Regions from separate parts of the Homo sapiens genome. Here regions 1, 2, 3, 5 and 6 are each linked to region 4. Evidence: chromatin contacts called from ENCODE Hi-C or POLR2A ChIA-PET data. All regions are on one chromosome and are shown on one strand. The core of a region is the stretch at or near the end of the contact, and the rest is flanking DNA. Distances in the headings are between cores, read along the strand shown. Region 1 has its middle 130 kb from the start of LINC02133. Region 2 has its middle 79 kb from the start of LINC02133. Region 3 holds the start of LINC02134 (long intergenic non-protein coding RNA 2134). Region 4 holds the start of NETO2 (neuropilin and tolloid like 2). Region 5 holds the start of LINC02192 (long intergenic non-protein coding RNA 2192). Region 6 has its middle 150 kb from the start of LINC02133.

The links. Hi-C counts contacts between places; a loop is a spot of excess contacts on that map. ChIA-PET counts read pairs that join two places held with the same protein, here RNA polymerase II (POLR2A). Pooled maps may share reads with other maps.
Region 1: a loop to region 4 is called in a map of IMR-90, with 4 times the contacts of the local background. The contact joins the enhancer-like site here to the promoter of NETO2 in region 4. A Hi-C loop is called at or near these places in 4 of 168 maps with a recorded cell type or tissue (IMR-90, MCF 10A, chondrocyte and 1 more) and 9 of 50 pooled maps. POLR2A ChIA-PET finds 5 or more read pairs at or near these places in 1 of 52 experiments (activated CD4-positive, alpha-beta T cell).
Region 2: a loop to region 4 is called in a map of naive thymus-derived CD4-positive, alpha-beta T cell, with 4 times the contacts of the local background. The contact joins the enhancer-like site here to the promoter of NETO2 in region 4. A Hi-C loop is called at or near these places in 1 of 168 maps with a recorded cell type or tissue (naive thymus-derived CD4-positive, alpha-beta T cell), 6 of 37 single-sample maps with no recorded cell type and 13 of 50 pooled maps.
Region 3: a loop to region 4 is called in a pooled map, with 2.7 times the contacts of the local background. The contact joins the promoter of LINC02134 here to the promoter of NETO2 in region 4. A Hi-C loop is called at or near these places in 1 of 37 single-sample maps with no recorded cell type and 4 of 50 pooled maps. POLR2A ChIA-PET finds 5 or more read pairs at or near these places in 1 of 52 experiments (OCI-LY7).
Region 5: a loop to region 4 is called in a map of A673, with 2.6 times the contacts of the local background. The contact joins the promoter of LINC02192 here to the promoter of NETO2 in region 4. A Hi-C loop is called at or near these places in 2 of 168 maps with a recorded cell type or tissue (A673 and chondrocyte), 11 of 37 single-sample maps with no recorded cell type and 6 of 50 pooled maps.
Region 6: a map of mammary epithelial cell shows a loop between it and region 4 (5-fold over the local background). The contact joins the enhancer-like site here to the promoter of NETO2 in region 4. A Hi-C loop is called at or near these places in 3 of 168 maps with a recorded cell type or tissue (Calu3, MCF 10A and mammary epithelial cell), 3 of 37 single-sample maps with no recorded cell type and 6 of 50 pooled maps.

The regions. Positions count from the first base shown.
Region 1 is chr16:47,731,346-47,735,094 of GRCh38, reverse strand. No RefSeq gene overlaps it. Among named protein-coding and RNA genes, the nearest start is that of LINC02133, 130 kb to the left of the region's middle. RefSeq lists an enhancer at 182-1,381. Within about 2 kb of position 2,179, at least 4 of the 41 ENCODE cell types and tissues checked have a DNase peak (open chromatin) inside an H3K27ac peak, as active enhancers do; they include IMR-90, where a contact is called at or near this core.
Region 2 is chr16:47,777,223-47,781,439 of GRCh38, reverse strand. No RefSeq gene overlaps it. Among named protein-coding and RNA genes, the nearest start is that of LINC02133, 79 kb to the left of the region's middle. RefSeq lists enhancers at 1,444-1,793, 1,854-1,943. Within about 2 kb of position 1,704, at least 7 of the 41 ENCODE cell types and tissues checked have a DNase peak (open chromatin) inside an H3K27ac peak, as active enhancers do.
Region 3 is chr16:47,962,765-47,967,037 of GRCh38, reverse strand. LINC02134 (long intergenic non-protein coding RNA 2134) reads right to left here and starts at 1,349. Exons shown (of 2, transcript NR_146502.1): 1 at 1,028-1,349. It overlaps LOC105371237 (a long non-coding RNA gene), which reads left to right and starts at 1,602. Exons shown (of 4, transcript XR_933513.2): 1 at 1,602-1,758.
Region 4 is chr16:47,141,691-47,145,885 of GRCh38, reverse strand. NETO2 (neuropilin and tolloid like 2) reads left to right here and starts at 1,941. Exons shown (of 9, transcript NM_018092.5): 1 at 1,941-2,307. The coding sequence starts at 2,274. It overlaps ITFG1-AS1 (ITFG1 antisense RNA 1), which reads right to left and starts at 1,818. Exons shown (of 4, transcript NR_110904.1): 1 at 1,392-1,818. RefSeq lists silencers at 1,411-1,740, 1,801-2,640, 2,811-2,960, 3,788-3,837, 3,848-3,937.
Region 5 is chr16:47,885,208-47,889,158 of GRCh38, reverse strand. It overlaps LINC02192 (long intergenic non-protein coding RNA 2192), which reads left to right and starts at 2,029. Exons shown (of 2, transcript NR_110649.1): 1 at 2,029-2,718. The region is part of intron 4 of LINC02133 (long intergenic non-protein coding RNA 2133); the gene reads right to left. RefSeq lists enhancers at 1-730, 731-1,545, 1,086-2,285.
Region 6 is chr16:47,711,011-47,714,760 of GRCh38, reverse strand. No RefSeq gene overlaps it. Among named protein-coding and RNA genes, the nearest start is that of LINC02133, 150 kb to the left of the region's middle. Within about 2 kb of position 2,057, at least 3 of the 41 ENCODE cell types and tissues checked have a DNase peak (open chromatin) inside an H3K27ac peak, as active enhancers do.

The DNA.
Region 1 (3,749 bases), core at 930-3,429, 590 kb before region 4:
CACTTAACTTGAGAGTATCTGGAAGAATGGGCCATTTTTCATTTTCCAGAGAGAATGGCCAGCACCTATAGCTTTAATAGATCCAGAGAAAGAGTAAACATAACATTTAGGATCTCTGACAAGGTTAACTGAAGATTCCACCCCAGGACAAGTGGGGTGAGTTACTTTGCTATTTCCTCCCATATGTGATATAATTTTTAGTATAATCACATTTTCTCAGACCTCAAGGAAGAGCCCTAGGGGATATTTTTAATTATAAGGTAGACTTAGCATTTGGCCCTATGTATTATGAAACATCTTTGCCAATGTCAGATAGTTGAGTCCTAGGACCAGATGGGAGCATTCATACAGGCTTATACGAGGCACTTCAGTTCCTCTTATCCTCAAATCTGCTCTCACCTCATTGTCTGAATGTACAACATCTGAGGCTTTGTTCTCCCTCGCACTCTCTGATGGGAAGCTGTATAATTCGATCCATTGTACATTAAAGGTGTTTCGTTAGGATGATCATTTAAAATACACACACACAAAGGCACACTCCAGGGTGCCACATATTAAGCATTTTATCTTTTCTTTTAAAACAATCAGAGCTAAATGTTTTTACAGATAATCCCAGACCTCATTATAGGGGAGTAAGTGCACACTCTTATAAACCATTCTTTCTCAATAACCTGGCTTATGAATATCTTCCTCTGCTCTCTTCCCATTTTCACATTTAACCCAGTTTCCTACCTTTTGAAATTCAGCAGAATCTTCTCTGTCTTGTGTAGCCTTGGCTGTGTTCTCCTGACCTCAGATCCAGAGACGATTCCTGTGGGTTATCTACCTAATGCCACCCACAACATGAAAGCCAGCCTGTAGCCGGCTGTCAGGAGCTGCTGCCTTCAGGTGATTATCATGCTCTGCATGCCTTTTGGAAAGGAAAAAAAATCAGTGAAGCACTGCTGGTCTTGCTGCATCTTCAGGATTATTATTATTATTATCATTATTGAGAAATAGTTGACTCTGCAACTGGACAGATTCTCCTTCAAAAGGCAAAGATGCCATAGGAGCAAAGGAGTCGAGACACCTCGTTGTCTATCCCCTGCCTCTGGGATGGGCTGGGGCCATTCTAGAATTTCAGCGCATTCATTCTCTCCACATAGGATGGCTCAATGTTTATGCTTAATTGCAATAAGTTTCCTTAGCATAACAGAAGCTTCGCTGGACATCCTCCAGTTCTCCCAGTTAACAGCGATGTCCCTCCTCCTCTACCAGGCTGAGCCATTATAATTTCTTCCTCAGGAATATGGATTGGGAATGTATAGCAAGGCCCCTGGTATGTAAACGCAGGTACTGCTGGTGGCTGTGTTTTCTACTGTGTGGACTGGAGAACGAGAAAGCAAAGACACAGGAGGAGGAGAATGTCCAGAGAGGAGTGAGATGAAAGCAAGGAAAGGGTCCCCCTTGCTGACAGCCAGGCCCCTCCCTGGTTCTATTCTTCCCTGAAAGCCTTGCTGCATCACGGGTCCATGAGCACCGTTCTATGCTTACAATTCTCCCTCACTTATTTTGTTTTTGTTTTTTGAGGCAGGGTCTCACTCTGTCATCCAGGCTGGAGTGCAATGGTGCGATCTCAGCTCACGGCAATCTCCACCTGCCAGATTCAAGCGATTCTCCTGCCTCAGCATCCAGAGTAGCTGGGACTACAGGCGTGCGCCACCACACCCAGCTAATTTTTTGTAGTTTTAGTAGAGACAGGGCTTCACCCTGTTGGTCAGGCTGGTCTCAAACTCCTGACCTCAAGTGATCTGCCTGCCTTGGCCTCCCAAAGTGCTGGGATTAAGGTGTGAGCCACTGCACCCAGCCTCTCCCTCATTTATTTTTTCCCTTAAAACAGCTCAAGTAAGTTTCTGATATAACCAAAACCTTCCTTACTGATAAACACATGTAACTTTTAAAGAATTGTTATTCTTTCCCTTTTCCTTTTGCCTTTTCCACTTTATCATCTGGTGTTTTGACTTCGTGGTTTTGCTGTGGACGCACATGTACGCTTGTGCGTTCTAAGACGACTTGCCAGTCTATATGGAAAAAATGAAAGACAGATTCATCCTATTCATAAACAAATGCAGGGAAAGGCATTTCAGAGCCTGCCCTGGTGAGTCACCTGCACCCCCTCCTGTGGGGCAGTCACTCTTTAGCACAAGTCTGTGTGGAAAGGCAGAGCTGGGGATTGTAGGCACTTTCATTTTTTTTTTTTAAGAGAAACCAGAAATAACCATTTTTATGAGAAATCTCTTAATTTTGAATTGTCGGCACAAATTATGTTCATACAGGAGACCAGTCCCCTGCCCCCTGCAAAAAAAGTTTTCAGGCTGCTTGAGCTCTCTACTTTACATCCTGTTAGTCATACTGTGGTCTGAGGACCCACAGCATCAGCAGCACTCAGGAACTTACCAAAAATGCAGAATCTCAGGCCTACCCCAGACAGGATGAGTCAGAATCTGTATTTTAACAAGGTCCCCAGGTCATTTGTCTGCACATTAAAGATTGAGAAATCCTGGCTTAGTTCACTAGTTCCTAAATTTGGCTGCATATTAAAACTGCCCAAGGAACTTAAAAAAAAATAGTAATACCTGAATTCCACTCCCAAGGATTTTGTTTTAATTAGTCTGGAATGCAGCTTGGGCATAAAAAAATAAAAAAATAAAAAACTCCCTGGGTGATGTTAACAGGTAGCAAATGTAAATGTAAAGAACTGCTGGTCTACCACAGGACCCAACACCACTTCCTACGGCCTCCTAGGTACTGTCCAACAGCTCACTCAGACCTCATCCGCCTTGGCTCCTGAATTGGCAGCTCCAGGTCTGGAGTCTCAAGACTTTCACAGGAGGTGCAAATTGTAGCTCCACAAATATTGCCAGAAGATAATTTTGGGAGAGGAGTGGGGAAGAGCGTTTCAATTTTTTTTAATTTGATGATCCTAAATTAGAAGACAGGACTTTCTCAAATGCCACAAAGAAATAGTGAGTATGAACATCTTAGAAAAATAACTATTATAGTCAAAAGTACTCAACTGCACAGTACAAAGACTCCAAACACACAGGATTTAAACCTGTATCTTAAATGATCTTAGGCTTCTGAAAATCCCAGTTCTTTGAAAATGTGGCCAAATAAGAAGGGAGAGAATAACAACAGCAAAATAACCAAGGTTGAACCCTGGGAGAAAGGATGCTTAAAATTAGAGTGCAGGAAAAACATCTTCTTTTACATTCTGACCCCTCGTCTCACCACTCTGATCATTGCTTCTATAATACATTCCAGCAGCTAAAACAAGCTTTTTGTTTGTATCTGAGTGTCTGTATAAAATTCTTCCAGTGTGATAAACTGCAAACAAAAACCAAACCCCCAGTTTTTTATCCCCCCTGTATCAATGCCTTGTGCAATGTGATCTGTGGCTCCTCCCCTCATGAGGTAGAGTCTTTCACCCCATCCTTTGAATCTGGGCTTCCTGTAGCCAATAGAATGTGTGGAAACTGTGCTCCCAGTCCTGAGCCTAAGCTTTAAGAGGGCTTGCATGCTGCTGCTCTCTCTCCTGGAGCACCAGTACTGCAAAGTGAGCAAGCTGGATTCGCTGGATTTGGAGAAGACCCAAGGCCCTCCTAGACCTCTCAACAGCCAGCCAAACCCCAGCAGCTGAGAAAGCCCTGCCAATATCAGCAGTCACCTGCCTAACCCACAGCTGACCAAAAATGCATGAGCAAGCCCAG
Region 2 (4,217 bases), core at 455-2,954, 640 kb before region 4:
CTAGTTGTTCTCCTCCCACATAAATGCAAAAAGTCCTCCCATACTTCTAGGATGTAACACATCTTCCCAGGAGTCCTTCCTGCCCCCATTCACCAAAATAACTTCCAGTCCTTCCGGATGCACGGCAAGTCAGTGTGATGGAGGAGTTCCGTGCACGGGGTCCGGGTGAAAACTGCTGGCCTGGACTCCCAGCAGTTTGGCTTACTAGCTGCATTTGCCAGTTGACCTAAACTATCCAAGCCTCCATTTCCTTACATGTTAAATGAGAAAAAAAAAAAGGAGTGGTTCCTCAAAACATGAACCACAGAGTTACCATACAACCCAGAAATTCCACTCTTCAGCACAGTCTCAGGAGAACTGAAAACCTACTGCCATGGTCTGAACGTCTGTGCCCCCAACTCAAAATTCATATGTTGAAAGTTAACCCCCAAAGTGATTGTATTAGCGGCCTTTGGGAAGTGATCAGGTCATGACTGGGATTAGTGCTCTTTAAAAAGAGACCCTAGAGAGCCTACCTAGCCCCTTCTGTCATGGGAAGACACAGTAAGAAGGGGCCATCTATGAACCAGGAAACAGACCCTCACCAGGCACTGAATCAGCTTGCACCTTGCTCTTGGAATTCGGCCTCCAGAACTGTAACAAATAAATTTTCCTTCGTTGAAGCCCCCAGTTTGTCATGCTTTGTTATAGCCTCTCAGGAGACTCATATAATCACCAAAAGGCTGTTGAATGCCTGCTCGGAATTGAACACTCAGGAGAAAAGCAGCCCTAAGCGATGGATCAAGGAAAAGATGAATGTGGAGAGAGCCCAGCCTATGGGTCTCCCCATCTATTCCTCTCCTCTCACCTCCTGTCCTTCTTTGCCACACCTGCGACCTCTCCAGCTGCAGAAATATTTACCAGGCATTGTTTAAACAAAAAGGAGAGCTAGTTCTAAGAAGAGCAGGGAAGAATAAGATGGAACCAATCCGGAGGCCAGAACCAATGTCCTGGCTTATAATTCAGAGCAGCCTCCTCCCTCTCCCACCCCCAGGGTGACTTTATCCTGTAAATTAATCCCATGAATGGTTTAAGACACAGGCACTGAATTAAATGTGACTCATTTTCTATTGCAAATTCTCCTTACTGACTTAGTTACTTTATATGCCTGAAATTATTTTATTTTTAGTTAACACATTTTTTAAAAAACGGAATGAAATGCAAATCCTTTCAGAGCTTGTCCGACTCCTGTAAAGCTTAACTACATAAATTTCAATGTATTATTTATATCCAGATATGCTGCAGCTGAATTTCACATGTAAATGTTCAGAATTTCAAGTTCCTTAATTGAAAACTTAAAAAAAAAATCTCTCTTCATCACCACTGGCTGTCTCCCCTCTTTTATGAAAGATACTGTTAATATGTTACAACATGGCCCTCTTGCACACCTTGGAAGGAGATCCAAGTCTTGTTCCCTTCTTGGTCCAGCCCTGTGACCTTGTGATGTCACATGATTTCAATAACATGAAAGTGAAAGCAGATGACTGTTTCATGCTCCGTGGAACTCTGGGTTCTAAGAATTTATATGGGGGTTGTAGAACGTTCTGGTAGGAAGGGGCCTGGGAGCTCCGTCCCTCCCCCTGCAGCATCGGGGGTATCCCTGCAGGCCCCAGGAATTCCGGTCTCTGGAGGCAGTTTCCTCCCCAACGCAGGAAGATGAGATAAGTGAGCTGGGCTCACGAGTGGGCTGCCTCTCTGGGGAGCTTGTCACTGTGCTGGCAATGACTCAGGGAACATTTCCTGGAGGAGGTGGGTTGCAGGAGCAAGAAGCCACCAGATAACTTGCCAGAAGAATGTGCACAGGAGGCAGAAGCAGTTGTAGTTCCATCTGCATCCATCAATGTGAATGCACTTACTAGACTCTCTGGATTCAGTGTGCTGGAGACAGCTATGGTTCTAACTGTGGCTTATTTGGTTGAGTGAGAGTGGACTAAATGGTGACTTACACTGAATGTAGTGTAAATGCCAGAAATTCCTTGGTACAATATAGGAGAAGAAATTCACAGGCATAGGAGGATGGGAGTGTTGGAAGGGATTTATTATGCTAAATAAGATTTAGAGGAGGCTATTTATTTGTTTGAACTGAACTTTTGCACCAGGCCCAACAAACCAAATCAAACTGAAGTCACTCTTGCTGAAGTTCCATACCACCAAGCTGAAATTAAGCTGTTAATCTAACTTTCCAAGAAATCAGGAGAGAGAGAGAATAACCAAATCTCCAAACAGGCCAGTTTAAGCCAGCATAATTTTAAAAAGTTCTTTCTGCTTTAGAAGAAAAGTAACTTTGAAACAACCAACCCATTTTTTGTTCTGTTTCTGCTTTCCTCAGCCCTTTACTGTCTATAAAACCAACCTCCTTTGCTTGGCTCAACGGAACACTCATTTTGTTTTATGAGTTGTTGCCTTATTCTAGAATTGCAGATAAAAACCAATTAAGATCTTCAAACTGAATTTGTTGTAATTTTGTCTTTTGACAATCTTGTGTGACCTGCTAACCCAGCCCTTAACAATATGTTTCCAGAGGGCTCCAGAGACACTTCCTTCACTGGGGCATTGAGAGTTACATTGTATTTCCACATGCCCAATTCCTTGAATCAGTCTCAATTCCTCTTTCTCTCCCATCCCAGATGGAACCCATAAGCAAATCACAGTGATTTTCTCTTCAAAATACATCCATAATCCAAGTGAGGTAGGAGGAAGGCTCAGACACTGGACCAAATTGAGGACTAGTTAAGACAGGGTCTTATGGAAAGCAGCTTTCCATAAGACACCCCACCAGTGTTCCATGTCAGTTTACCATTGCCATGGCAACGCCTAAGATTTACCACCCCTTTCCATGGCAACACGAGAAGTTACTGCCCCTTACTAGAAATTTCTGAATACTCCATCCCTTAATTTGCATATAATTAAAAGTGGTTATAAATGTGACTGCAGAACTGCCCCTGAGCCGCTGCTCTGGGCGCACTGCCTTATGGGGTAGCCCTGCTCTGCAAGGAGCAGGACCTCTGCTGCGGCCATACACTGCCACTTCAATAACAGCTGCTACCACCACCACCTCACCCTTGAATTATTTCCTGGGTGAAGCCAAGAACTCTCCCTGGCTAAGCCCCAAATTTGGGGCTTGCCCACACTGCATCACAAGTATGTCTTATCATGACTGCTGCTGTCTCTCCCAGTTACTTACATTAGGTGGCTGGTTTGTCTCCCTGACTCTTCTGCTGTTGGTCCCCTTCCTACTACCCTCCACACAAGAGTCAGAGTCATTCGGTGTTTTGTCTCTTTTCCAATAACCAATTCTCTAGTTCTCTGATACCAACTGAGTTTCCTATAATTCAATTCATTTCTGACACTAACTACCCAGAGTTAGCACAGACCTCCACAAGTTAAGGGTTCTACAAGTCCCACAAGACTGCCTGTACTTCAGGGCCCAGCCACAAATGGGGTCCCCAGGCTACCTGCACTTCTTCCTGGCCAACTACTAATTCAAGAGTTCCCACGACTGCTCTCTCTCCTTCAGTTTGATAATTCACTAGGGTGATTCACAGAACTAAGGAAAGTGCTATTCTTACCATTACAGTTTTGTTACAAAGGCTACAACTCAGGAACAGCCAAAGGGAAGAGATGCACAGGTGAAGGCATTGGAAGATTGAGGGTGGGGTGTGCAGAATTTCTGTGCCTTCTCCAGGCAGTTGAACTTCCCAGCACATCAATATGTTCATCCACCTGGAAGCTCACCTACTCTAGTAGTTTCAGAGTTTTAATGGAGCTTTTATTCCATAGGCAGTTTTGATTAAATCATTGGCCACTGGAGAATGAACTCCATCTGCAGTCCCATTCCTCTCCCTAGAGCTAGGAGGTAAGTCTGGAAGTTCTAACCCTCTAAGCAAGGGTTTGTTATTCTGGTGACCAGCCCCACCCTGAAACTCTCTAGGGCTTTCCCACCCCTTGAATCATCTTGTTTACATACAAAAAACACTCCCATCACTCAGCAAATTCCAAAGGTTTTAGGAATTCTGTGCCAGAAACTGGAGATGAAGACCACATGTATTTTTTATATCACCTTCTGCTAAACCACAAGCCATAGTATGTCACAACTCTGTTCAAAATCCTCATTTCCTTAAGAGTAAAAGCCAAGGTTCCCACAATGGCCCATAAAACAATACATTCTAGTCCCCCTG
Region 3 (4,273 bases), core at 100-2,599, 820 kb before region 4:
GCTCAGGATTGAGAACCACTGCTTTGGGCTTGAAAAGACCCTGCAGATAAAGACATCAAGATGCTTTACCCTCGAGACCCCTTTGGAGGAGTCACTGTCTCCGTCGTAACTCTGCACAGTCCCTCCAGCAGCTGTTGGATGACTTCCATGCCCTGGAGTGTTAAAGGAGGAGAATGGGGGAAGAATTAGAAGATACAGAAGGACAAGTCGAAGCATCGTAATTCTGATTTTAAAAAATCAGGACACCATAGAAATTCTATTTCTGAAGATTTATACTCCACTTAATGCCATGAGGACTTTAGGTGGCTAAAAAAAATCTTGTAAACTAAACAGGGTTATTGGATTGTGAAATTGAGAGCCATAAAATTTAAAACAATTTCATATGAAACTTCAACTTTTTTTTGAATTTCAAAGTAAAAGAGGCAGTATCAAGAAAATTTGAATTTCAAACGAAGAGGAGAGGAGCCAAATTTCTACTTTGCTGACAACTGAAAACCCATCATCAGTCCAGGGTGACTCAGGTTAAACACCTGCTCTGGGGCTGATGCCTGAACTTGCCCCTGATTCTTGCTGTATCAGGTTTGAGACTAAATCAGGCAACTCCTGTCTCCTAGATTCCTCTCAGTGTCTGCAGGAGCCCTCTTTCTTTTTTTCCTATGGAAAGGCCGTTGTAATGTCTCGCCCACTTTCGCCTCTTTGTGAACATGGCACCAGAACTTTGCACTTCACACGGTCTATAAGATGTCATCTTCTAATTTTTCCCCTTTTGTGTTAAATGTCTTTTTCCAGTTGAAAAGTAAGCTCTTTTAGTGTAAGGGCACTCTCTGATGCCACCCTTGCTTGTTCCATTCTCAAGTGAGCAGTAGCTTAGTGCAGTGACTATGATTTGAGTTTGAATTCTGAACCTCTGTGACATTGAACAGATTCCTTATCCATTTCTTCTGTAAAATAGGATTAAATAGGCAAAAAGTACTTAACCCAGTATCCAGCATATATTCATTCCTCAATAAACCTTACTTAGCATTACCTTTTATTGACTGGAAGAAATGGCTTTAGGACTTCATACACAGCTGAGGCACTCTAATGGATGATTTCCTCATTTTTGCCTCTCCAAGTTCCGAGTCCTCCCTTTTCAAGATTAGAAGCTGAACGCTTCTTCTATCCCCTCCCACCCCCATCACTACAGCTCCTCTCCATCTGATTCAAGTATCTATTACCATCTCATTGAGATGCCACTTAGACAAGGCCTTCAAATGTGGAGCTGCAGAAGGGGCTGGGTGTAGTCTGGGGTAAAGGACTGCCCATTAACATTCAATCCATAATAGAGACCATTATCTTGGCAGCAAAATACCCCAGCAGTAGTGATGTGAGGAAAGGGGGGTGGGTTACCAAAGCAACAGGGAGACTGGAGCTGCACTGTTTCTATGGCAACAGAGAGCAAGCACGAGCATTCTTCTAGTTGGAATGATGATTATTTAGGCTCTCACCAACAGTATCAGTGACTCATCAGGTGGATTGTGTTGCAAAGTGTGGATTAGTAAAGGGTTTCTCTTCAAATCCTGGCAAGAACGAAGCCCACAATAGAGATCCTGACTCTTCAAGCTGGAGCCTGGACTCCTTTATTAGGAATGAAGGGTCTCTCCTTGGCTACTGGCCAATTAATTACCTCCTTAATATCAGCAATTCTTATTTATGATCTGCAATCTCCACGAGTAGCCTGCTTGGACAAAACCCATTTATGGAAATCCAATTCATAAGGTACATAAATTAAGTAGTAGAGAAGTGCTTACGCAATTTTCTCTTTTCCCTCAATTTTAATTTTATCAAAGAAACACACTTGCATCATTAAAAAGTCAATTAGTGCTTAAAAGCTTATAACAAGAAACATCAATCCCCACACATATAACACCCCTCCCTCTCCCTGGTTCCTAGAGGCAACCACTTTCAGGAACTTTCATTTTATATCTTCTATTTACCTCCATATTTTCAAATATCTCCACATTGCCTAAAATTTCCTATTAAAGTGGGTAGATAAAGCTCTTCACAACTTGCCTCTCTTAAACTCAACCTCCTAATATGATTATGCACCATTTAGTCATGCACCACTAAATGACAGGGATACTTTCTGAGAAATGAGTTGTTAGGTGATTTTGTCCCTGTGCAAACATCACAGAGGGCACTTACATAAACCCAAATAGTAGAACCTACCACACACCTAGGCTGTATGGTGTGGCCTATGGCTCTGAGGCTACAAACATGTATAGTATGTGACTATACTGAATACTGTGTATAGGCAATTGTAACACAATGGTGTTTGTGTATCTAAACATAACTAACCATAGAAAAGCTACAGTAAAAATATTGTATAAAAGATTAAAAATGGTACAGCTTGGTAGAGTATGTAGTATGAATGGAGCTTACAGGACTGGAAGTTGCTCTGGATGAGTCCGGGAGCTAGTAGTGAGTGAATGGGAAGGTCTAGAACATTACTGTACAATACTGTAGACTTCATAAACACTGTACACTTGGGCTACACTAAATTTATAAAAACTATTTCTCTTTCTTCAACAACAAATTAACCTTGACTTGACTATAACTTTTATACTTTATAAACGTTTAAACCATTTAAAACTTTTTGAGTCTTGCAATAACACTTAGCTCAAGACATAAACACATCATACAGCTGTACAAAAAATTTTTTTCTTTATATCCTTATTCTATAACGTTTTTCCTATTTAAATATTTTTTAACTTTTTGTTAAAAACTAAGACACAGACACACATGCTAGCCTAGGCCTTCACAGGGTCAGAATCATCAAGACGTCACTAGGCTATAGGAATTTTTCAGCTCCAATATAACCTTACGGGACCACTGTCATGTATGCATGTGGCCCATTGTTGAGCAAGATGTCATTATGTGACACATGACTGTGTATCGCAACTTTTGAATAAATCCTATTTATGGATTATGATGTTTTCATCATTAAGGACATGGAAATATTGGCTCACTGCTGAACTAATTAGGGAAACTCAGTAACATGATTTTACACAGGCTGGGGCTAGAGGCTTCCCCATTCAAGATACAGACCTGCACCCAGTCCTCTGGGTCTGGTTTGGTACATGGCCCTCCTCTGCACTTGGCGTCCGCATATCCGGAGGCTCTCTGTTCAGTTTCTCTGAATAATTCCCTCCAGCTTCTTGACAATTAGATCGGAAGACTCTGGCCCTTACCCAGACCCACATCCCTCCCTTGCTTGCAGCCTGCATTTCTGGCTCACCCTCAGCCATTGCTGGGGCCGTGGGTTCCTGAGCCTTTAATTGGGCAGTTGGTTTGACCTTTCCTGCCACTGCCCTCTTGTACAAGCGGGTTCTGAGTTACAGATATCTTCTGGTGTTGTCCAAAATGGACTTGTGGTTCTGGTTCTCATGCTCTTGTTGTTGGGGGTGACTTCCATAGAAGATGGCAGAAACTTCTTTGTCTTCATAAACCAGGGAAGTTTTCTTGAAGAAGTTGGCTGCCTGGAAGGTAATTTCCACTGGAGTGAGTTTTGCAATGGAACTAAATTATATAAAAATACCTCCATAATTTTTAAATTACAGTAACTTACTTTAAATGTGTGACTATATAAACCTGTCCAGAGAATGATTTGGTTTTGAAAAAAGTGGATGAAATGTGGGTTTTTTTTTTAAAAAAAAACCTTTTTGTTCTAGTATGTTATAAATCAAAGCTAGGCAATTTCACCTTTTGACTGAGGAAGATCACTTTTGAGACTCTATTCTAAGAAAAATAATTCAAGACAAGCACTAAATGAAATTGATCATTGCTCTGTTAAATATGATTGTGAAAATGGAAATGATCTAAATATCTAATGAGAAGAAAACTGATACGTGAATACAATGGAATGGTCTATTCAACATGGAAAATATGCCATTGTACTAAGTGAAAGAAGCTGAATGCAAAGTGGACTTTATGCTCTGGTTACAAGTGTGTAAAACAGCCATTTAATCTTTGTGTTGCAAATTCTCCATCTGTAAAATGGGATAGTAAATTAATTACCTTATAGAGTTATCATGAGAATTAAAGGAAAGAATGCCCCTAAAGTTTTCAGCTTGTGCCTGACACACAGTAAACGTACAATAAATGCTAGCTACTATTACTACTGCGATTACACAGTGCAATGGTACGTCTGTAAAGGTTGTGGGCTTATGTGTGTTCCAGTCTCATTTTTCTTGTTCTAGTATTACTTGTTCAGTAAATAAAAATCAAGACACAC
Region 4 (4,195 bases), core at 692-3,191:
GCCTGCTGAGCTCTTCTTCTGCCTCCTCTCCTCTCGCCACCCCAAGCATTTCCATGGTTTGTGTGTCACCTCCTTCAGGAAGTCTTCTCTGATGACATGACACGCAGATTTTTCCTTCAGTCAACAACTTCACATTAAGAAACTATTATGTTAATTTGAGAGCCCCTTCCTCTCAAATTTTTTTGGTTCACTGTTGTCTGTAACCTATACTTAATATTGTCTTCTTACTCTCCTATTCTACTAATATGCTACATCATTATTATTATTTGAGACGGAGTCTCGCTGTTGCCCAAGCTGGAGTGCAGTTCAAGCGATTCTCCTGCCTCAGCCTCCCTAGTAGCTGGGACTACAGGCGCGTGCCACCACGCCCAGCTAATTTTTGTATTTTTAGTAGAGATGGGGTTTCACCATGTCGGCCAGGCTGGTCTTAAACCTCTGACCTCGGGTGACCCGCCTGCCTCAGCCTCCCAAAGTTCTGGGATTACATGCGTGAGCCACCTTTTCATATCCGTGGGAAAAAGTTCTTAAATGTTTTATTTCCTAATTGGTTCTCGTGTGCGATCTTAACTGTAGTAGGTGGTTACCTTTAGGAACCCAAACTTACCCATCTTTTATGCCCCCATTCACAGCACATGGCAAAGGGTGAAACACCTCGATATTAATTGGTGTTAAGTATGTTTTTCCTTTGTAAATCTCATGAATTATTTATGCTTTTGTACCTTTCTTGAAGGAATACAAAGTGAGAGAGAAGAGCTTAACACCTGAAAAATGTTTCAGTTGCCTGACATTGTCTTTAGCTACAATTGGTTAGACAAACGTTTACAGAGTTCCTACTACACGCAGAGACAGGCATAAATATTCTATTATGGTAAGGCCTTGATCACGGTTGTTATCTCCAGCACCAATCATTGTCTTCTGCACATAATTAACACCCAATACGTATGTGTGGAGTGAAAAAAATGAATGCAGTCGGCCTGCCTGCAAGCAGCTGATATTTTAATGGTGTGAGGGTGAGGGAGATATAAAGGATGAACAAATAAATAAATGAGGAAGGTCATATCAGTGTGATAACCGCTGTGGAGAAAATAAAGCAGGATCATGAATACCACCAACAGCCAGGCAGTTGTTGGCAGACCTGGAGACTCCCATCAGCTGGCGAAGCTGCCCAGCGTAGTGGTTAGCTGCTAGGAGGGCAGCCCCGGGGGAGGTGCACAGCCCTGCCGCTCATTCGCTACGCGGCTCTGGACGAAGGGCTTCACCTCTCTGGCCTCGACTTTCCAATCCCCTAAAACCTACTTCATGAGGGGGAGTCTGAGGAGTTGGTACTAAAGTGCCTGTCAACCTGGCGGGCGCTAGGGAAACGCCGGCAGCGCCGCGGGTCGGGAACTCACCGGCGCGAAGGGCACGGAGAGCCTCGGGCTCCCTCTGCCGATGTCCGCGCTTCCCTGCCCAGGGTCGAGCAAGGCTGAGCTGGGCAAAGTTTTGACCTTGAATGGAGGTCTGGGGGACTAGGGACCGGCGCCCCTCTCTGTCTGCTAGGGCTGGCGGAGACCCGGCAGGCCGGCGAGGGTGCGGGGCCGAGGTGGGCGGCGCTTCCCGGGCGCCTCCGTCAGACGGGAGGCATCGAGGGCTCGGCCAGCTGCCCCGGGCGCCCTGCGCGGCGGCTGGGCACGGGCCGGTCACTGCCCCGGCGCCGGCCTCTCGGACGAGGCCGCCGCGCAGCCACGGCGAGAGGCACCCTCACTACCCCCGCGCCCAGCCGGCTCCCAGCCCTAACGGCAGCCGGCGGGGAGCGACGCCGTCCCACGGCGCGAGGCCGCGGCGGGCGCGCGAGGCGCGGCGCGGGGCGGGGCGGGGCGGGCACATGCGCACAGGCGGCGCAGCCGGCACGCGGCGCTCGCGCTCCCTCCTTAAATGAGCCTGGGCGCCCCGCGCCCGCCACTTCAGTGGATCCCGCGCCGGGGCCGCGGGCGGAGCTGCCTGCCGGTCCCGCGCCGCGCGTCCGCACTCCTCGGCCCTCGGGCGGTCGATGGGACGGGGCGCCGCGGAGCAGGAGGCGGCGCCCGTCGGGGTGCTCGGGCCGCGCGGGAGCCCACTGTGGGGCTCGGGCATGGCGGGCCGCAGGACCTGAGCTCTCCTCAGGGGAGCGGGGAGGCAGCTGCTGGCCGGCGATGGGGACGGAGTGGGGCCGTCGCCGCCGCGCCGAGCCGTGAGCGCCGAGCCACCGCCGCCGCTACCTCAGCCCTTCGCGAAGCGCCGGGCAGCTCGGGAACATGGCCCTGGAGCGGCTCTGCTCGGTCCTCAAAGGTAAGGACCGGGGCTGGGGCCACGGACGGCGCCCCCTGCGGGCCGAGGCTGGCGCGCCGCCCTGCCCGCGCCTCTGCGTCCCTTACCCGCGCCCGGGACCCGACGCGCCTCTTTGTCTGGCGGGGCTCGCGGCTACTCGGAGCGGACCGCGGGGCGCGAGCCCTGCCCGGCTCCGCCGGCTCTCCGGGCGCGCCGCTTCCGACCCCTGCGAGTCCGGCCGACGTTCGCGGGGCGCGTGTGGGAAGAGGGATCGGGTCGGGAAGGCGGCCAGGAGGCCCCTGGGCCCAGCAGGGCCCTCCGGGCTGCGCCCTCGCGCCGCTTCCGTAGAATTCCGCGCATCCCTTTGCAAAGTTGTGAGATTCCTGTCGTGGAGCGGAGGCCGCTCTTTCTCCAGATGTGATGGCAAAAAGTAATTCCACGAGAACAATAAAAGCCGCGGCCGTGACGTCGTGCAGTGGTTTTCGAATAGCCCCGCGGCGCCTGCACCTCGCGGCGGGGAACGGGGCCTGCTGGGCCAGCCGGGTCCCACCTGCTGCGGCCACGGAGGCTGCGGCACCACTGCGGGCTCCGGGGGCGGCGCGCGGGCGCCGCGGACCCGGCTTGTCCCGGCCCCCGGGGAGCGCTGCTGCTCGGGTGCTTCCCGGGACGCGGCGCTCCTCGCGCTCCGCCAGAGGTCTCAGAATTCCCCGCCGCTGGTGTTCGGTTCTTACTAATTTGTTGTACTGGGAATTAAAACAGTTGGCTTGTCCAGAGCACAGAGCTCTAAAACCTACTCCACCGGCTTTGCATTTCCCAGGAGGTGGTAATTTAGATGAAAATTTATATACATAGATAATTAGGATTGGGATACAAAGTTGCTCCTGAAACTCGGACTGAATAAATCGTCTTTTCAATTTCCAGAGGGAAAACAGCACCACCACTCAGTAAAGGACTTCCCTTTTTCCCCCTGCTGATTTAAATTGAAAGCTGACGTGTTTGTAATGTCGTAACATGTTCTTTTTTTAAAAATTTCGAGGGTACGGCTGAGGCATTATTAACGGTGTTATGTATAACTCAGCACTGTATCTTAATATTTGTAGAGTGACTTTTTTCCTGCTCCCTAACAGCACTTTTTTCAAATTTGTTTTATTAGAAAGTTCAGTGTAATTTTGCTTTTGATTTTAATTGGACACATTGTCTACTCTCCACATATTCCTAAATTCGTAATTGAGATTTCAGTAATTCGAAACGTTTAACTACCCCACTGTAAACGTATCTACAGCTTGTACTAAGGTAACCTAGGACTTTCTAGCTGATGAATATTTCACAAACCGTAAATCCGTAGTGATTTCTTTATTACAATTGAAAACAACTCTGAAATTCATCCTGTGGCTTTCATATCTCTAACTCCTAATTTTTACAGTCATTCCTGGGAAAGGAATGTTTTTACTCTTTCGTGATAAACCGTATGCACACTAGGATTTCTGATCGTGTTGCTTATCTGAATTTTCTGCCGTTGTCGGATTGCGCCCTCACTACGGTAAGGTTGTCAGCATGCTACTGACCGTGCATCCGAGAGCACCCCCGGATGAAATCGCGTAGATCTGTCACACCGCTTTACCTGCAGAACTTGATAAAATCGAGCTGGATAGGGTAGGGGCTGGTAGCGCCTCCTCCAATGGTGAAGGGATTTGCAGCGTTTCTGCCTTTGCCTTTCCCGTGGGTGCACACTGCCCTCTCTGGCCATCGTGGTGAAGCGTTGAGTGTTGTACCTTTCAGGAAAGGATTCTGGTGATGGCAGAGCTACGGTGAAAACAATATAGTGTCTGGCTTTTCTTTTTTCAGTGTTAGCCTACACTATTTTTACATGCTGGAGTATTTTTAAAGCTCAAGCTGAATTATTATTGTT
Region 5 (3,951 bases), core at 780-3,279, 740 kb before region 4:
GACCTCTCAAAGTGCTGGGATTACAGGTACAAGCCACTGTGCCCCGCCTTCATCAGAGTTTTCAGACAGACAGGAAGCAAATAGACATATCACGTAACGTCAGATAGGAATTATGGCTATAAAGAGAAAGAAAGTAGGTTAAAGAATTCGGAGTGATGGGAGATATTTCAGGCTGGAGGGCAGGAAAGAACTCTTGCGGAGATGCCTCTGGAGGAGAGACTTGATTAATGTGAGCAAAAGGCTTGTGATTATTGGAAGCAAAACTGTTCCAGCCAGAGGAAGCAGCCAGCACAAAGGTCCTGAGGCAGGAAGATGCTTGGGAGGCTGGAGATGCAGGGAGGAGGCCAGCACACTGGGAGCACACAGAGCAAGGCAGCAAAAACCAGACAGATGGACAGAGAGGCAGACAAAGGTCAGATCGTGTAGCAGCACAAAGAATTTCAAACTCTATTCCCAATTTCCTAACAACCCTTTGAAGGGTTTTGACTGAGGGCATGCGGCGATCTGACTTTCTTTATACATGGTTGTGTCTTATTTAGTCTTCAAAACTATCTTATGAGATAAGCAGCATTAACCTCACTTTACAGATGTAGGAAGTGGGAATGAGGGAGATTAAACATCTTGTCCCAGTTTATGCTGCTGGTAAATGGTAGATTTGTAATTCCAATTTAAAGTGGTGTGATTCCAAACCCCAGGCTCTTCACATCACCCCATGCCATCTGAGGACAGGAACTGTGTCTTGCATGACCCTGAAACATGATCAGAGTACCCAGCACGTGGCCACTGCCTGGTAAGTATTTTCTAAATGAATACGTAAGACTCAACTCAAACTCTGCCACATTCCTGCAATGCCTGGGCGTTTGGGTCATTGACATGGCAAATATAGAGAGTACAGGGATTTTTACAATCCAAAAGAGAATGGCAAAGAATTAAGATGTTTTGATCTGTGCTCTATTTTGGGCAATAATTACCCTTCCATGGAAAAACATAATTTTTTTTCAGTGATTCCATTTTTTACCCCACTTGATACATTATCTCTTCTACATAAAGAGTTCTGTGTGCACACACATGTCAACGCTGAAACAGACAATCATCTTGCCCTTTCTAATAGTCTAAGGGTCTGTTGGAAATGACATGCACTACAATTTAGCTGAGTGTTGAGTTTGCTCCTAAAGGCTATTCACATGCATATATCACGTCAAGAAGAGTAAACGTGAATGGATCCTATGCCTGTTCTCCTTCCTACACTCAAGTAACCCACCATGTAGCAGCTCCTTTTTTTCACCCTTTCCCAGGGGTAAACTGAAAGACAAAAGACCATTTTCAGGTGAGTACCTATTATATACCCCTCTACTGACTCACAGTTCCCCACTGAATACCCCGAGGCTACTCCCTCGCAGCCATTCATACAATAAAGATGACTAAAGAAAGGAATTTGCATGTGCCAGCCTCTCCTCCCTGCTGAATGCGCTGGTGAGCAGAGCCTCAAGCCTGCCCTAGCTCACAGGAGCCTCTCAGGTTCCTCGGGTGGAAGAGGCCAGGCACATTCTCACGCAAATATGAAATAGAAGAAAGGCACTGAAGGAAGCAAACTAGAGGTTCTAAGAGCTTTCCAGCCTGACCTCTTCTGGGGTGGAGGCACAGAGGCTTCTCTGATGACTGGTGACACAGGATGGGTGGACATTGAGGAGATGAAGAGGGGAAAGGAGCAGCATTCTAGGCTCGGAGCTTTCTCGGGGCTCTGAAAAGCACAGAATCAAAGGGTGCAGAAGGCTAGCGTGATGGGTCACAGGGTCAGGGAGGGGGCTGCGGGTGGGAGGCAGGGACTTTTAGGTTATGATCCTAACATCTCCTTTACGCCCCCAATACTCACAATACTGGGTGTTGACTCAGCCTCCATAGGAGATATCACAATGAGTGAGTGAAAACAGGCTCAGGAAATCCTCAGAGCTCCCAGGGTGTCTAGACACAGGGATTCTATAATCCTGTCAGGAAAGTGGGTGGGAGAGGGATTTGCAAAGAAAACCATTAACATCACTTCCCCAGGGCGAGGAACTCCATGTGAGGCTCTGGGGGAACCTGACTATGTGCAGTCGTTTACAGCCTGGGTCTCCTGGAGCCTATGAAATGAGAAGCAGTCATTAGCACAGCAAGCGGCCCTCATCCTTCCTTCTCAATAATAACACTGTCACCAGAGGATGGAAAATTACCCTGACGTCTCTGTATCTCCAAATTGCACTTCAGAGACAGACTGCGTAAGGCAAACAGACCCTGAGTGAAAACCTCCTGGCTAGACTTCCAAGCCAAGGCCTAATAAATAACCCTGAAATATACAAAGTGATGGCAGCTTTGCTCTGTGGCTCGTGGCTTCTGCCCTGGGAAGGACCATGAATTTCAGCGTCTGACAGATGGGGTCAGAAAGTGGAGTCTGCCTGGTGGGTTGAGGATCTGCAAATTAACCCCATGGTGGTGGTTTCAGAACAAGTGTGCCTGCTCACGCAAAGACTAACCTCTAAGAAAGGAGCAGGCCCGGAGGTGAGGCCCCCTGGGCGTGAAAGAATCAACCCCAGTCCACAAAGTCCGGAGATGAGACATCCTGCCTGGAGGAGGGAGCCCTGTGCATCGCAGGATCAAAGAAGCCAAACAGGATCTTTAGTGGTGACCGAAAATGCTCATGAGGAGAAAGGCTGCATGGCATTAAGTGAACCCCATTGAAAGGTACAAAATTTTCATAGTCTGTATTTTTCTTTCTCTGTCAAAAACACCACGATTTGCCAAAGCACTTTAGCAATCATTTGTAAATTGGTCCGCCAGGGTCTCCATGAGAATGTTAAATGACAACAAGAAGAAATCAATATCTCATCGCTGACGCGGGGCTGGGCATTCAAGTGAAATACAAGATTCAAAGTACTGATAGAAGGATGCAAAGATGTTGATCTCCTGGGAAGAAAAAAGTTAAAAAAAGGTGACAAATGCCAAGCTAGAGAGACTCATCTAAATAGCTAATGCAAATAAATCCAACATAGACAGCTATAGATGTTGAAGCTTTTTTTTAAATTAGATTTCTTCAGGGATTACTGATAAGCATCACATCAAAAAAGATGATCAAGAATAAATTGGTTCTCAAGCAATGCCTGCAAAAAAATTGTGATGTGAAAATAAACAAAATATTCCTAATGTGAATAATTTAAAAATATAAACAACTTTGGAAATAGGAAATTTACAGAGTTTACTACAAAATCTGTATCCTAGAAGAGGTATTGCATTTAGAGGTAGGAGGCTGCATATAGGAAACCAATAATTGTTAGCATTTATCAAGTATTAGTTATATGCCAGGTACATAACTAATAAGTGACTTTTTGTAAGTAGGTGGGATTTTTGTGAACACTCAGTGAGCTCTACGGAGTATGTACATTTATAACCCTTATTTTGTAGATGAGGAAATTATGGCACAGAGAGGTTAACTATCTTATCCAAGATCACACAGCAAATCAGATCTAGGATTCCTGTCTCAGTTCCAGAGTTGTTGCTATTTGACTCTACTTTTTACAGGTGTCTATCCATTTGGCTTAGGAGAAAGGGAGTTTAAGGAGGACTAGCTACAGGTTCTCACTAGAACAAGAAAGAAATAGCTTAAGAGCTTTATCCAAATAAACTTTTTTTTCTGGGAAGAGAGAAGGTAGGCATCATTTTGGGTGTGGCCATCACCAAGGCTGAGTTTTGTTTTTGTTTTTGTTTTTGTTTTTCCCTTGATGCCTTTTCAGAGGCTTTAAGGTTCTGGCTGGAACTTCAAAGAGAATCCTGGGTTTTCTCTAAATACAGTTATATTTAGCAAAATAAATAAATAAACATGAATTGGGGAACAAGAGTCAGAACAATCACTTTCACATGTTTATCTCAAGTTGCTATAGGAAAAGAAAATTTAGCAAAGTAGTCATTTGAAATATTTTA
Region 6 (3,750 bases), core at 808-3,307, 570 kb before region 4:
TTCCCGACAGTATCGATGTGAGCAGTCCCACCGTTTGATCACGCGTTCCTTAAAGGATTCTAAACTCGCCAGGATAGCATCATTCTTTTCTAATGCAGCAAGAAAAATATCAGGACAACCCAGTCTAGGTCACTGTTCTTTTTAGTGGGGCCCGGGGAGGATGGGGACTGGGAGGTGGACTCTAAGGTGAAAGTAAAAGGTGCCATCCCCTATAGAAGATGTGCTCCTCCAGGTGCAGGTCTGAGTTGTTAGGGACTAAACCTCTGGATTCAAAAGAACCATCCCGCATGAGTACAACCCTGGAAATGCCAGGGCCTGCATGCAGTCTCTGCCGCACACCTCCCCGACCCCTCTGTGGTGCCCCTCAGGGGTTTCACTCCATGTGGGTCCTCACCAGGATCAGGGCAGGGCACAGCTTGGGAAGAAGCCCCTGTCTCTCCTCCTAATCATGGCATACAAAATGCATGGTTTCAACCAAATCCAGGTTTTTCTTTAGAAACCATGGATCTTAAAAGGTGTTGAGTCCTGGACAGGAAGAGATGTTTACAAGCCCTTCTGTGTTTGTCAATCAAAGGTGCCATGCCCATGGGAAGCAATGACCCGAGAGACGACTCCCCCAACCAAATCTCTGGAATTCTAAGGACAGCCATCCTGAACTGGGCTCAGGAGCTCCATTAAGGATGCGGAGGGAAGATGCAATGGAGCAGAGGCAGAGGCAACAGAAATAGAAGAAAGTTTCCATTCTTAGAACAGGGGGGCTGTCAGGCAGGGCACGGTGGCTCACGCCTGTAATCCCAGCACTTTGGGAGGCTGAGGTGGGCGGATCACCTGAGCTCAGGTGTTTGGGACCAGCCTGACCAACATGGTGACCCCGTCTCTACTAAAAATACAAAAATTACCCTGGCATGGTGGCGCACGCCTGTAGTCCCAGCTACTTGGGAGGCTGAGGCACGAGAATCACTTGAACCCAGGAGGCAGAGGTGGCAGTGAGCTGAGATCACACCACTGCACTCCAGCCTGGGAGACAGAGCAAGACTCTGTCTCGAAAAAAAGAAAAAAAAAAATGAAGAACGGGCAGACTGACTCTCCCTCCACTGAGGACACCACTTTAGACTTGCTTTTTCTTAGCCATTGTTGTTGTCGACTAAAGACAAAAATTAAGCTTTTAAAGAATTAAAGTTAGTTTTATTCAGAAGTCTTAATGAGGACAATAGGCTGAGACCTAGGGCCCAGAGCAGATGGGTCAGATTGCTCCAAACCAGTTTCAGCCACAGCTTATATGCAAGTGGCGGCGGTTGAGTATGTGCAAAATCACGTCAAAGTTTGGATGTGAGAGTACATCTGGTTCTAGATGACTACCCTTTCAGACGTTATCTTATGTGCAGGCAAAGGCAAAGGTTCAGGTTATTTATCTTTTCAAGGATGTAGTGACTCAGGGAGGATGTGGGTGGCCGCGGGCTCTGTCCTGCCTTGTCCTCAAGGCATTGTTCCAGAGGACTGCATTTCATCACAGTGAGGGGTTCAAGCAGAAATGAGCAAACATGGCTTTTTATGTTTGCTATCTTGTCTCACAATTGTCATTTAAAAAAAGAATACAGAAGTTAAAAAATAAACCAAAAGGAGCTGGTCTAAAAGGTAAGGCAGATTAGTGCAGGGAGTTCAGAGCCCAGATCTGGAATCCTGCAGACCTTGGCTCTAACCCCCGCCCTGCCACTGGCCTGGCACGGGCCTGTTTAACTTCTTAGCTACTCAGCTTTGTCATTTCTCAAACAGAAGCAGCAACAGTCTCTTCCTCACAGAAACGGTGTCAGGGCTAAATGAAATCAATCACAAAAAGCGTTTAGCAAAGATGGAGCCAAAACTCCTGACGGACACTGGGCCAGGTGTCCCAGGGAGTGGGTGGCCGGGCCCCGGGCAGGGTCTGACAGACACTGGGGTTAGTGTCCTGAGCAGTGGGTGGCCAGGCTCCGGGCAGGGTCTCATGTACTCTGGGGCTGGTGTCCCAGGCAGTGGGTGGCCAGGCTATGGGCAGGGTCTGACGGACACTGGGGTGGGTGTCCAGGCAGTTGGCGGCTGGGCTCAGGGCAGGGTCTGACGGACACTGGGGTGGGTGTCCCGGGCAATCGGTGGCCGAGCTCTGGGCAGGGTCCCATGGGATGCATCTGGCTCCCTGGCTTTTCAATTTCTTCCTGGGGCTGCAGCCATCCATTCCTCTGAACTGAAAGCTGAGTCCTAAACCACATTATCTCTTTGTCTCATTTGTGGGTTTCGATGACAGACAGTGAGACAGGCAAGTGAGCAGTCCCCACTCCCTGTTGGGGAACTTTCTCCTGGTTTGAGCCAGATATCAAGTGGGTGGTTACTGAGAAACGAAGCCACTGGGTCCTGGGAGTGGGAGCAGAAAGGAGATGTCAGATTCCGAAGACAGAAGACAACAATAGGACTTGGCAATTGATAAAGAAGGATATTAAGTATTAGTGCAGGTTCTGGGATAATGGGGAGGCCATAGAGAAGAGACCTTAAGTCCAGAATGGAGAATATCTGTATTGGGAGGAAATAGCAAGTTCTACAAAATTTGGATAAGGGGTTTGATGAAAGATAGTAGGACAGATAAGTGCAAGTTTCTGGTGGTTAAATAGCAATACAGGATCCATATCTATTCTTATCTATGTACATGTGTCTATACATCAAGATGTGTGTGTGTAGGAGTTAGCATAGAAGTGAAATTTAAGACAAGGGAATGAGAAGCTCTTCGAAAGACAGACACAAGGGAGTGAAACACTTAAAGGAAAGGGGATGCAGTTACAGAAATGGAAGATGAACTGATAAAAAGGTAGAGGTGGAGGGGAGCATTGCAAAAATCCAGCCCAATTCACTCACTTAAAGGATAAGGAGACTGCGGTTCAAAGAGCATCAGTGATTTGCCGAACAGTCGACCATGTCCAGAAAAAGGGAGATATGGGGCCTGAACCCATATTCTCAGACTCTCAGAGAATTCTCAGACTCTGTCCTTTCCCACTGGAGACCTGGACATGGCTACTTGCAAGTGAAAGTTAATTAATGTTGATCACCAGGATGAAATTGGTGATCATGAAGGTCTAAATTGGCATAAAATAAACTTATGGGTCAAGAAATTGTGAATAGTAAAAATGTGAATACACCTTTTCCTTTCACATAGGTCAATAAACAAACACACACACATAAAAGCAACACAAGAAAGAATTTTTTTTTTTTTTTAGACTCGGTCTGTCGCCCAGGCTGGAGTTCAGTGGCGCAATCTCGGCTCACTGCAAGCTCCGCCTCCCAGGTTCATGCCATTCTCCTGCCTCAGCCTCCCGAGTAGCTGGGACTACAGGCGCCCACCACCATGCCTGTCTAATTTTTGTATTTTTAGTAGAGACGGGGTTTCACCATGTTAGCCAGGATGGTCTCAATCTCCTGACCTCGTGATCCACCAGCCTTGGCCTCCCAAAGTGCTGGGATTACAGGCGTGAGCCACGGCGCCCGGCCAGAAATCTTAAAACTAAACAGAATCTTGTTAATTGAGGGCAGATTAATGATTTCAATGGCTGGAGAATCATTCCGCTATTTTTATTTATTTATTTATTTATTTATTTATTTTGGAAAAGGAAGTTGCAGGAAAAAATCAGATTCAAAGCATCTCCTTTCTGCCTGGATTCATCCTGCTGTTTTCAACCCAGAGTCTTGTAGGAAGTTGTCCAGAAGGGAAACGATCGTGCTGCAAAACTT